Linked DNA regions of Homo sapiens: all the other regions are linked to region 1. The links are chromatin contacts, found by Hi-C in ENCODE. All regions are on one chromosome and are shown on one strand. The core of a region is the stretch at or near the end of the contact, and the rest is flanking DNA. Distances in the headings are between cores, read along the strand shown.

Region 1 (4,338 bases), core at 1,360-3,859:
CCTGAAGCCAATTAAACGTTTAGCTCTAACTTGTTACAGAAGACACAGGGGATAGAGGAACACATGAAATGACACCCTTATGATGCAATTAGGTAAGTCCAAATTGACAAACACTCTTAATGAAGCCACACAAATTCTTTAATGAATAAGTTACAAGGAAAAGAAAATAACAAGAGAGACATAAATGTCACATCAACCAAATGCAATATATGAACATAAGGACCTTGACTCAAATAAATCATTAAAAAGTCATAAGACAAAGAAATTTGAACACTGACAGGATATTTGATAACACTAGGGGAGGGGGAATAGCAGATGAAGAGAGGATAGAACAATTCATATCTTACTAGCATAAATAAAAGATAAATATTTAAGGTGAGGTGCATTCCAATTACCGTGATTTGACCTTTAGACATAATATGAATGTATCAAAATATCACATTTACCCTTAAAATATGTACATCTATTATGTATCAATAAAAAAACATACATACATAAAATTAGACACATTAGCAGTAAAGTTGTACTTGATAAAAGTTGTTATGATTAAAATCTAACAGAAGGACTGAAAAAAAGGTAAGGATTATTGTCCATGTTTAGGCATAAATTAGTATTGTATTCAAAATATAAATCCTTGTCTATTAAACATTTATATTGTAATATTTATGGATGAAATGATATAACATTTTATATTTGCTGCAAAATAATCTGGAAAAGTTGGTGAGCTATATAAGAAACAAAACTGGCAACGAGTTGATAATGGTCAAATGTGGGTGATGGGTGTGTCAGAGTTTATTTTACGATTTTTTTCTAAATTTGTATGCATTTGACATTTTCTTTAATAAAAAGGTCTTTAAGACATTCACTTCTTGCCAGTTCCACTATTGCTGCCTCATCAGTGCCACCATCCTCTCTTACCTGTGAGGCATATGAGAGCGCCCCTCTGGGTACTCCCTTTACCCATGGTAGCCTCCTTTAATCCATCCTCTTCATAACAGTCAGAGTGATCATTTAAAACTCAAATCAGCCAGGTGTGGTGGCTCACGCCTGTAATCCCAGCATTTTGGGAGGCCAAGGTGGGTGGATCACCTGAGGTCAGGAGTTCGAGACCAGCCTGGCCAACATGGTGAAACTCTGTCTCTACTAAGAATACTAAAATTAGCTGGGCATGGTGGCGTGTGCTTGTAATCCCAGCTACCTAGGAGACTAAGGCAGGAGAATCGCTCGAACTCAGGAGGTGGAGGTTGCAGTGAGCCAAGATTGCACCACTGCACTCCAGCCTGGGCAACAAGAGAGAAACTCCGTCAAAAACAACAACAACAACAAACTTAAATCATATCCCATCTTCTTCACCTTGTCTCCTTTAATGACCTTCCCCACACTTCTCATTCAACTGAAATAAAATCTAAACCCCTGACCCACAAGGTCCTTTGTAATCTGGACCCTGAACGTCTCTTCAGACTCATCCTACGTGTCTCTTCCTGATACTCTTGCCACCCGGAGATTCTTTCTGTCTCTCAAACATGCAAGCTATTCCCTTCTCAGGGCCTTTGTCCAAGCAATTCCCTCTAGCTGAAAGACTCTTCCCTGAGCCCTCTGAAGGGCCTGCTTCTTCCTGTTCTGGTTTCAGGGAGGCCTTTCCTGGTACTGCTAAGAAAAATGAGCCATTCTGTCATTGTCCATCACACAAGTCTGTTTCTTTGCTATTCTTTTATCACTGATATTTAGGTAGCCAGTTTGTTCATCTATTTTTACCCACTAAAATATAAGTCTTATTTGCACAAAAAAGAGGGCCTTTTTCTATGATGTCCCCTGTACCTAGAGCTGCCACTCAACAAATATTATTTGAATAAATCAATGAATTAATTTATACAAGATCTAAGTTTCTGTTTCAGTTCTACATTTGTGTGAGTCTTGTTTTAGTTAGTATGTGACCAGGAAGACTATACAGAAGAGTTCAGCTCTCCTCTTGTAGGCCTGTGACTTTGGGAATTAGCTTCTCCACGCCTCTGCCTATTTCTCTGTAAAAGGAGACTTCTACTAGATTATGAACGTTAAATCAAATTTTATTCTTCATCTACCTATATTCCAAGTACCCCTTTCTATTGTCAATAGTACTTAACACATTTTAAATTACATGTGTATTTATATTTATTTAAGTTATATACATTATATAATTAATATCTACCTCATCCTAGCTGTGAGAGCAAGGACCATATTTGTTTTCACTTGCTGTTGTATCCTAGTCAGTATCACAGTAATTGGCACATTCTAAGCTCAGTACTCATATATAGAATAAGGGAATAAGTGAGTAAGTGTTTACCTATACTACGCCCACTATATAACAATTCCTCAATAAAGAGTACTTTTGTTATAATGGAAATGGTGGCAGTTCTCTTAGCATTCACCCAAAGGATCAGGTGAATTAGGCCATACAACCAGATCTTTGAAATGGTCATGAATCTCAAATGCCCTTGTTGCAGGCAAAGAATTGGATGATAGGTTTCCCACACACCCACTGTAATCTCTGGTGCCAACACTCTTGGTTTGACAGCTGAATTCTCACTTCCTTCGTCTCTGAGCCTGCCATGATCATCTAAGTCAGCTGGCCTGTGTGGCTCACTGCTTTCACTTCCTGTTTGCTTACTCATTATTAAACCATTTCCTGACTTCTATGTTTTACCTCAGCCTGGGAACCTAAAAATGACTTTTCTTTGATTATTACCTGGCTTTCTAGGGCTTAAAATCCTGCCCTAAACTCTTAAGTGCACTACAGCTTTCTGACAAGAATAAAATAATGAAATAGAGTAGTAGAAACGAATACAATCCTCTTCTTTTATAGAATAAAATAGTAAGGAATGCTTCCTGGTACCTAACATATTTGGTTAGATTACAATATCACATTGCTATATTTCATAAAAGCATTTTATTTATACTGCCTATTAAGTGCATTGGCATCAAAATGTATTTTTTATTGTACCTAACTGGATTTGTGTTTAAACTTTTTTTGCCCCCATCCACCTTAGATTGGCCCTTACTAAATATATTTTTTTAAATGAACCAATTTTCTCAAGCCCATTTTGTATTTTGTTTCTGATTTCTAGAATATTGGCACTGTCACTTAGCATATTTTCTCTCAATTATAATTTCTATTACTTTCATTCATTGAAATGACTATGAGTTTGACCAGTATGTCTGTCTAAATTTGGAGAAGATCAATTATGTTAAATATATCAAATATTTGAAAATGGGATTAAAGAATCTTTCAATAACAGTAAAATGTTCTCTCTCTTGAAATAGATCTGAATTTGCCTACTATCAGAGACTTAAATGTAGAATAGACAAAACATAAGAAAAATTATTTAAGGAATATTTATTTATTACCTACAAGGACTAGGTTAACTGATACAGGATATGCTTTTTTAGTTTTACTTTGTGATTTTATGATTCTTATTTATAGTGTCTCTAGGACTTTCTATCTGGATACAATTCATTTAATTGCATCCAAGTTATTATCCTATTTAACACACAGGAGTTTTCATACTAATGTAGCATACTGATTTAACATTCCTTTTAAATACCATTTCATAATCTTAACTTTATTTCTAGAAAGTTGATAAAATATCTTAAAGCTGGGTTATGTACATGTCCCACTCAAAATTTATATAGAAGGCACAAGAAATAGCTTCATTCACTGCAGAACAATTTTGACATCTTTGATAAGAAAGCAAGAAGCCAAACTGCACGCTGGGATCATCTATCTTGAAAACAGTCCATGTTTTCACCCAGAGTCATCTGCAAAGACGCACAGACAGCTGCAGACCCGTCCTGCCCAGAGACGAGCCTTCCACAGAATCCTGATGAGGCTGCTGCCTGTAGTCCGTGGGGTAATGGCTGACCTCTGACCCTGCCTGACAGCCAGCACTTTTGTCATCTTTCTGTGCAACAAGTCAAATTAGGCTATAATTGCTGCACAGACAATGGGCTGTAATTACACATTCACGTCCCAGAGTCTGGTAGGAGGGAGATGATTGCGGCTGGAAGTGGACAAGGAGAAGTCAAAAAGTCAAAAGACAAACCACTTTTTGATACTTTTCTCCAAAGTGTGGCTATACTGTGGACTCCTCAAAGAGGAGAAAGAATCAAACGACACCGGAGAGCAACCACTCTCATTCAAAATACCATAAAGACATTAATTTCATGGACTTTAGTAGGTGTGATACACCAAAGGTTATGTGACTAATAAATAAAAGCAAGGACAACTATGGTTCCCACGACTATGGTTCTCTGCAACAACTACTTTGTTTTTGCTATTCAATTTTTTAATTCTGGGAGTTA
Region 2 (4,338 bases), core at 794-3,293, 510 kb after region 1:
GAACATTCCTCAATCTGATTAAAAGTATCTACAAATCCTCCATCAATCACAGTATTTAAAGTTCATACCTTTCCCTTTAAGATTAGGAATAAGACAAGTATGATAACTATTGCCTCTTCCAGTCACCATTTTACTGGAAGTTTTAGCCAGTACAGTCAGACCTCCCAAAAAAAATTAAAAAGAAAGAAATAAAATTATCATCTCTCATGGATGATATGATTGTATATATAGAAAACCCAAAAAATCCATAAAAGTGTTTAGAATTTAAAAGAGAGTTAAGTCAGGTTTTAAAAATATATGCATAAAATAAACATACAAAAATCTGCATCTCTATATGTAAGTCACAACAGAAAAGGAAACAAAAATAGTGCTTAGAATAGCATCAAAACTATGAAACATCAAGAAAGAAATCTAACAAAAAACATGCAAGAACTCTGTGGAGAAAATTATTTAACTGTGTTGGAAGAAAGTAAAGAAGTGCTAAATATATAGCAAGATAAAAAATGTCTGACGGATTGGAAAAACTAATATTGTAATAATATTGTGGCTGAGGCTGGTAGTTGTCCATCACAGTCTATTTTCTTTTTCTTCCATGGTGTTAGAATGTGTTGGGTGCATGGTTACCCAGTTAGAACTACATTTCCCAGCCATGTTAGTTGGGTGTGCCCATGTCATTAATTTTCCTCCCACAGAACACAGGCTGAGACCATGCTGGGCCTTACGTTATCAGACTCTTTCCTCTTCCCATTGGCTGGAGTCAGTGAATTGCAACAGCCCAACATGGCCCACACTGGGAGTTTCTGGCTTTCTCTATGTTCTGTGTGATCTAAATGGTAATTATAGATAGGCATGCATGCAAAATTTGATTGAGCTACAAAACTAAAATTTGAACATTTTACTGTGTTTGTTTTACCTCCATTATAGCAAGTTTCACAAAAAATTAACTTGATTGCAAAAGAGGGTAAGCCTGAGTTTAGCACAATCATTTAGGATGGTGGTGCAGCATTTTAGGTGAGAGATAATATTAGCAAGAACTAGGGTGATGACTTGAAGAGATGAAGATGAATGATTTGAAATATATTAAAGGAGTTTAAATCCATAGGATCTGGTGTAGTGGATGGTGATGAATTTGGATGTGAGAGGTGAGGGAGACAGAAGCTTAGGGAAAGATTTCCAGTGTTCTAGATCTACTTAAACAAGTTGAACAAGGTGGCCCAGAAAGTATGGGTCTGGCCTGAGGAAGGAATCTCCAGCAGTTTTTCACACTTATTTGGAAAATAAGCCTGAGAGTCTCCAAGTCAGAATTTCCAAGAGCCACTCCTCCTCCATATTTCCAGGTTTACATGAAAATTAAGCAAAGCCTGAATCACACCAGAGCCTTCTATGGAAAAAAAGGAAATGAACGAACATTATTAGATTCTAAACTCTCTCACCAAATTATCTTCTGATCTTATGATTATAAAATTAAATTTTTGCAGAATTGCAGCTGGCATGTGTATTAATCCTGAATTGTTCTCCTTTTTGGTGATTATTACATATTAGCATTTTTAAAATTGATAATAACCCATATGATTGTTATTATAAGTAGCTAAATAATATTCCTTTGCATTCATAAAATCTATAAAATGGCTGGCATGAAGAAGTGACTGCTGTCACCAGAAATAGTTACTAGGGAAATGACATAAATCACACGATTGCATGAGACAGTGAAATCTACCTGAAAATCATACTTCCCATCAAAGCCAGCTCCCTCTAGACTGCTATTCTCTCTTCCCTTCAAAGCCAAGGGAAATTAACAGAGCAGAATATCTAGGCGCTAAGCAACAAGGACACACAGACCCAGAACACAGGGGCACCAAAGCTGCGCTCAGTCAGGCAAGCCATCCCCCAAGTAGTAAGGAACTGGCTCGAGAGTTTTGCTGAGGATCTGGGAGGAAATTGACTCAATCTAATGTACTCATCTAATGACTCAATCTAATGTAATGGAAATCACTGTACTGAATGAAGATGCAAGGGCAGAGAATCATTTGTTCTTACTAATAACAGCCCTGAAACATAACATGACCCACCTATCAGAGCCACATGAGTTTGTTCCCTGGGCAGTGTTTTCCATTGCCAAGGAAAGCTAAAAAGACTGTCTCCCTAAAGTCAGTCCTGAGACCAAGGCTGTTACTCCACAGCTAGAGAACCAGGAGGCTCAAGGAAAAGCAGCAAGAGTTTGCACTTGAAACACTCACTTTCAGCGGGTTGCAGAATTGCAGCTGGTGTGTGTATCAATCCTGAATTGTTCTCCTTTTTGGTGATTATTGCATATTAGCATTTGCACTCAGTTTCAGCAGGTTGGCCATTGAACACAATCTAGGAAATCTCTGCATAGTAGCTGTCAGGGATGCACAATGCAGGAGACTAGGTGATGCCAATAGGGTCTGTCTTAGCAATTCTATGGGAGTGTATTGTAAAGAGCTTAAAGATGAGTCATTGAAAGACAAATAAAATATATTTGTCTTCTACCTTTAAAAATATCCAATTCTGTCAATAGTTCTTAAAAAGCAATCAAGCAGTTAAAACAACAATCACAACAAAACCACCTTTGCAAATATTCGGTTCAGCTCCATAGATAATGTATTAGTTAATGGCTTTGCTGGGTATGTTTTAAATACTCACCATGTTAAACAGGAACTCTCTCCACCTGAGTTTTTCTGGAACTGCAACCTGTTATTTTGTTTTAATTAAAAGACATTATTTTTTAGAGCAGTGTTTAGTTTACAGAAAAAATTAAGTGGAAAGTACAGAGTTCCCAAATATACCCTTGCCCCCACCCTTAGCTGTCCCATTATTAACATCTGGTTTAATGTGGTGAATTTGTTAGAATTGGTAAGCCAATATTGATATACTGTTATTGATTAAAGTTCATAGTTCACATTAGTTCACTCTTGGTGTGGTACAGTTCTAAGGGTTTTGACAGATGCATATCACACATCCACCGTTACAGTATCATACAGAATAGTCACACTGCCCTAAAAATCTCCTGTGCTTCACCTTCTAATCTCTCTCTCCTCTTCCCCTTAACACCTGGCAACTACTGATCCTTTCATTGCCTCTATAGTTTTGCCTCTCCCAAAATGTCATGTTTGGAATCATACAGTATATAGCCTTTTCAGACTGGCTTCTTTCACTTAGCAATATGCATTTAAGGTCCAATGGTGCAACGTTCCATTTTTACTTAGTGAGTGGTGAAAAAAAGTATAAAGTTAGCAAATTTTAAAAGAAATACTCTTGGTATACACACAAGTCATTTAGGATTTGCACTTTTCAATATGAATGTGTCAAATACAAGAAACAATGAATTTTGGAGTAAAGACTATTCCCATTCTCATGCTAAATGTATAGTCTTGGCCAACAGTAGATGGAAGTCCCATGCTGGTGATTTCGAAACTTGTTCTTTCATTAAAATAATATTTATGGAGTATGCAAGGAGTGGGAATGGAGAACTGCAAATAAATCCAGAAGTATTTTTAATAGATTTACTTATTGTAGTGGTATGAGTAAAGTGATTCTGAAACAATTTAGATCAAGCTTGTTCAACCTGCAGCCTGGAACAGCTTTGAATGAGGCCCAATGCAAATTTGTAAACTTTCTTAAAAACATCATGAAATTTTTTGGCAAGTTTTTTTAGCTCATCAGCTATCATTAGTGTATTTTATGTGTGGCCCAAGACATTCTTCTTCTTCCAATGTGGCCCAGGGAAGCCAAAACATTGGATGTCCCTGATTTAGATGTATTATAGGATTGCACAATGAGTTAATGCATTTGTGTTGCTGAGAGCGAGAGTTCTCACAGAGGAAGGTAGGTTGTAAACTATACAGTGAGGATGGCAAGAAAGAAGCCCATGGGAGTGGATTGAAACTGAAAGTATAGATCTGAACTCATAATGTCTAAAATATGTTGTATGTGTTTATGTATGTGTATGCCCACCTGTATACACATATACCTCTATGTTTGTGTGTATATATGTCTGTGTCTGTATGCATGTGTATACACACTCACATTTCCTAGCTCTGTCCACTGAAAGGGTCAAGAAGTAAAGATATCCCATGTGACAATTAATATTAGGTGTCAACTTGATTGGATTGAAGGATGCCCAGATAGCTGGTAAAGTATTGTTTGTGGCTGTATCTGTGAGGGTGTTGCCAGAGGAGACTGATATTTGAGTCAGTGGACTAGGAGAGGAAGACCCACCCTCAATGTGGGTGGGCACCATCCAATCAGCTGCCGGTGTGATTAGAACAAAAGCAGGAGGAAGAAGGTGGGATAACTTTGCTTGCTGAGTTTTCCTGG
Region 3 (4,338 bases), core at 1,044-3,543, 480 kb after region 1:
GGACCTTAGTGACTGTGGGCAATCATAGGGACTAAATTCACACACGAAAAATAGCAGAGCAGGAAGTTAGAAGGGACCCGGTTCCTTGACAGTGTCATGGAGTTGCCACAATAGCCCTGTATTATCTACCTCTGAACTTCTCCTTCCAAGAGAAAAATAAACCGCCTCGTTTGTTTAAGAGATTTCTTTTCCTTTTTTTTTTTTTGTTGTTGTTGTTACTCAAGCCTTATGCTCTTCCTCCATGTCACTAAGCCATCGTGCAGCAAATAGAAGGTCCAAAAGTTGACAGGAGTCTACAAAAGATATGTGTGATTCTTTTATCAACAAAACATATGTGTTAAATGTTCCTAGCAAGAAGGATCACTTGTTAAGCCCCTACCAAGTACCACCGGCTGTACCACATGTTTTATGCACATTATCTTATTTAATCCTTCCAGGCCAGTACTATTATCTATAATTATGGGATCCCAAACCTCAGAGAGCTTAAATAACCTGCCCAAAGTACACAGTTAGAGGAAGAATCAGAAACTGCAGTTAGGTCTGTGTGACTGCAACACCAGAGCTCTTTTCAGTAAGTGATACTACATGTAACTCAAAGTGCCATGTGATATGACCCATACCAGGCACTCAGAGAAATGCCTGGAGTCCCAGATGATTGATGATCATGGGAGAGCAGGTGAGAGGAGCAGCAGGAATGAATGGCTGCCCCAACATTTCCTGATAGCTCAGCCTCAAAACTCACTCCCCAATGAACACACTGCAGCCAGAAGTGGCCTGAAGTGGCCTGACATGGTTCCTGACTGGACTCCTTCCCTGAATCTATCTCATACTGGATAGCTTGATAACGTTTCATTTTCTCTCGTAGTCCAGTGCTGGCCATTGATCAAGCTAACTGAGAAAGGAAACTATAATGTATTCTATTTACAGGTGATAATAGTTTCATAAGGATGCTGGGTTTTTCTTCTGAAATATAAATGAGCAATACTGTGGGAAATTAAATTTTTCTTATCAAAGATGCAAGCTGCCAAATCAGTGAAGGCCCCTGCCAGATGGCCCAAGCCAGAGAAAGTCTGCTCTTGAGTCTTTCTTTCCCTTTTGGCATCTCTCCTACATCTTTCACACAACCTCTTCCAGCCTCGCTGCTCTCTTCTTCTCTTAGGACCCATTGTCCATGTCACCCAAATCATCTCCTAATGCCCCCTCTTTGGGTGGCCCCAGAGCCATTTCTAGAAGCTTCCATGTAAAGCCTCTAAGGTGTAAACATTCCTGTCTCATCGACCTCTACTTCCGCAGACATTTTACTGCAGTAGTGTTCTTTCCATCTTCCCCAGGATATAAAACAGTACTTTATATATACATGGATATTTCTTTTTAGAAATAGTTCAACAATATATGTTTCTGTGAATAATATCCTTGTTAAAAATGCCCTTTTGTGGAATGGATTAGGGATTACTAGTCTCTCAAACTGGTAGTATTAAAAAAAATGCAGCCAAATTTTATTGTTTTGTAATTCTTTAAAGGAATTACTTATTTCAGGTACTGAGGTTATCCTGAGCTTCAAATCTACTCAACACCCACATATTGACACTTTGGTAGCCTCAGTTCAGCTAACTGGATTTATTTCTAAGTGCCACGTTTCAGTTTCATTCCAATTAAGTTTTTAGCTTCTCACAAAAAAGATGAAACTCTAATCTTGGCTTTTCAAAAGGCTGTTGCCAGTACATATGCCTACTGATTACAGACACCAGCAACTGTGTTTTAGAAGTGTAATATTATGACAAAAGATGTGTGAACGCTGTCTCTCTTATGCTGGGAAGTAGAAAAACCTTTACCTATGAAGCACTGAATGCATGTGTTGAAAATTATGATGTAAAATCATAACGTCAAAGTCTGAGGAGAGAGGGAAAAAATATTTTCAATTATTGGCCCATCTTTCATTTCCTCTTTGTGGCCAAACACCAGAAAGAGCTAGTTTTTATCTGCTGCCTACTGCTTCTGCCCAAGGACATTTGTCTTTAGGTTTTACATGAAATCACTCTGCTAAAGTTCTGAATCATGAAATCAATCAACTTTCGTAGCTCTTTTTGTATGCATTTGAAACTATCAGCATCTCCTATTTCTTACTTTTGTCTTCTTTTCAGCTTCTCCTCATCTCCCCATGCCCTTACTCAATTTCCTTCAGTATTTTCTATCTCTAATAACAGCACTTCCTCTGGGAGCATTTAGGTCCATTAGGTGACCCAATTGCCACTCCTCCCACCAGCCCAATCTGAGCCCCAGCTCCTCTTGTCCCAATGCCAAGAATTCCCTGAGCCAACTTTCACTTCAGTCCCCCAGCCTGATCTCAGCCCCAGCTCTTCCTGTCCCAGTGCCAAGAATTTCCTGGGCCAGTTCCCAGCTCAGCTAGAATCTTCATCATCTTTTGGGTCCTCTCAGCATAAAGACTTTAAAAATCTCACTCTTCCCTTCCCACCCAAGGACATAATGCCTCTTGGCTTACCTCACGAAGTCTTTACCACTCCCTGCTAACTTTCTCTTAAGAAAGATTGTGTGAACAAAGAAACTAAAATTGGTTAAAGAAGGGCTCATAGAGGAAAGAGAAAAGGAGAAATAAGGCAGAAAAGAAAAAAAGATGTGCAGCAGAAAGTAAATTAACACAATAAAGGATGATGGAAGAAAAGAGAAAAAAACAAGGACTTCAATTCTGACTGCTGAGATTTGGGGTCCTACAATAATAATAACTATTTTGAGCTTATATTTTATAGGTGTTGTCTCATTTAAGCCTTACATGCCTTTAGGTTGTTACTATTATTATACTTGTTCTTTAATGAAACTTAATGATGAATGGTTTCAGTGAAGTCAGAGTCTTCTTGCGGAAGGATAGGGCAGGAGTTGGAAATGTGGGCAGTGGTCGAAATGTAGGCAGATTTCTTTTCTGGAAGGAGTCTCAAGATGAGTAGTTTGCCTGAGGTTACATAACTAGTGAATCGCCCAGTTGGGATTCAAACTCAAATCAGCCTGACGCACAGTACCTATCTCAGAAGCCCGGGAAACAAAAAGGAGTCAACAGGAAGAAATTTACTCGACTAAAAAGTGGTAAATAAAAAAAGAACGAAATCATGTTCTTTGCAGCAACATGGATGCAGCTGGAGGTCATTATCCTAAGCGAATTAATGCAGAAACAGAAAACCAAATACCAAGTGTTTCCCCTTATAAGTGGGAACTAAACATTGGGTACTCATGGACATAAAGATGGCAACAATGGAGATCCATGGTGGAGCTCAACAGAGAAGAATTGGAGCAGACTTTCTTTGATCATTTTACCAAAGTATCATGAGATTTACATAGAGTGACATTTGGATATTTTAACTACCCCAAAATCTTTCAATCAATTTATCAAGCTTCTAATATATTTTTATAAATTACTATCTTTATAAAAGACCAAATGTCAATAGTTGCCCAGGGCAAATCTCTTTAGTGATGGAGAATATAAAAAAGCTAAAGTTGGCCGGGCGCGGTGGCTCACGCCTGTAGTCCCAGCACTTTGGGAGGCCGAGGCGGGCGGATCACGAGGTCAGGAGATCGAGACCATCCCGGCTAAAACGGTGAAACCCCGTCTCTACTAAAAATACAAAAAATTAGCCGGGCGTGGTGGTGGGCGCCTGTAGTCCCAGCTACTTGGGAGGCTGAGGCAGGAGAATGGCGTGAACCCGGGAGGCGGAGCTTGCAGTGAGCCGAGATCCCGCCACTGCACTCCAGCCTGGGCAACAGAGCGAGACTCCGTCTCAAAAAAAAAAAAAAAAAAAGCTAAAGTAGAATAAATAAACAAATACAGAAAAGGGGTCTAGAAAATGACACAGGGTGGCAAATTGCCCTGGTGGTATTCACTTTTGCTTCTGAAAAAGTCCTGAGGGTTTCAGGGTGCGGTAACAGTGCCAACCCCACCACTACTTGTTTCCCGGAAATCAATGAAACAGGGAAAATCCCTAGGAACTGGAAAAGGACAAATGCCATAAAACCATTTTCAGTAGAAGAATAAGAGGGGCTCTATAATTACAGATCAATAAACAGAAGAATTATCTTTTGGAAGATAAATAAAACAAACCATCAAACAACTAATTACCACCTAAAAGTACAAGAAATATATGTAAGGGGAAAACAAACAGTACTTCATGAAGTGTAAATATTAACAAGTCTATTTAAATCCATTTTTAAATAGTCTCTCAGAAACAAACAACTGTGTTTAGCCTGAATACACAGCCTAAAAGGAAATCCAAAAATCATCAGGCTGGGAAAGATTCATTTAGCCTTCTGTGATGGTTAGAAAGCAGCTATTTC

The links. A loop is a pair of places that touch in the nucleus more often than their neighbours do. Pooled maps may share reads with other maps.
Region 2: a loop to region 1 is called in a pooled map, with 12 times the contacts of the local background. The contact joins two enhancer-like sites. A Hi-C loop is called at or near these places in 6 of 37 single-sample maps with no recorded cell type and 10 of 50 pooled maps.
Region 3: a pooled map shows a loop between it and region 1 (2.4-fold over the local background). The contact joins two enhancer-like sites. A Hi-C loop is called at or near these places in 1 of 37 single-sample maps with no recorded cell type and 2 of 50 pooled maps.

The regions. Positions count from the first base shown.
Region 1 is chr13:78,020,627-78,024,964 of GRCh38, reverse strand. The region is part of intron 2 of LINC00446 (long intergenic non-protein coding RNA 446); the gene reads right to left. Among named protein-coding and RNA genes, the nearest start is that of LINC00446, 9.9 kb to the right of the region's middle. Within about 2 kb of position 2,609, at least 10 of the 41 ENCODE cell types and tissues checked have a DNase peak (open chromatin) inside an H3K27ac peak, as active enhancers do.
Region 2 is chr13:77,514,081-77,518,418 of GRCh38, reverse strand. No RefSeq gene overlaps it. Among named protein-coding and RNA genes, the nearest start is that of SCEL, 19 kb to the left of the region's middle. Within about 2 kb of position 2,043, at least 2 of the 41 ENCODE cell types and tissues checked have a DNase peak (open chromatin) inside an H3K27ac peak, as active enhancers do.
Region 3 is chr13:77,542,551-77,546,888 of GRCh38, reverse strand. All of the region lies in intron 1 of SCEL (sciellin), which reads right to left. Among named protein-coding and RNA genes, the nearest start is that of SCEL, 9.0 kb to the right of the region's middle. Within about 2 kb of position 2,293, at least 2 of the 41 ENCODE cell types and tissues checked have a DNase peak (open chromatin) inside an H3K27ac peak, as active enhancers do.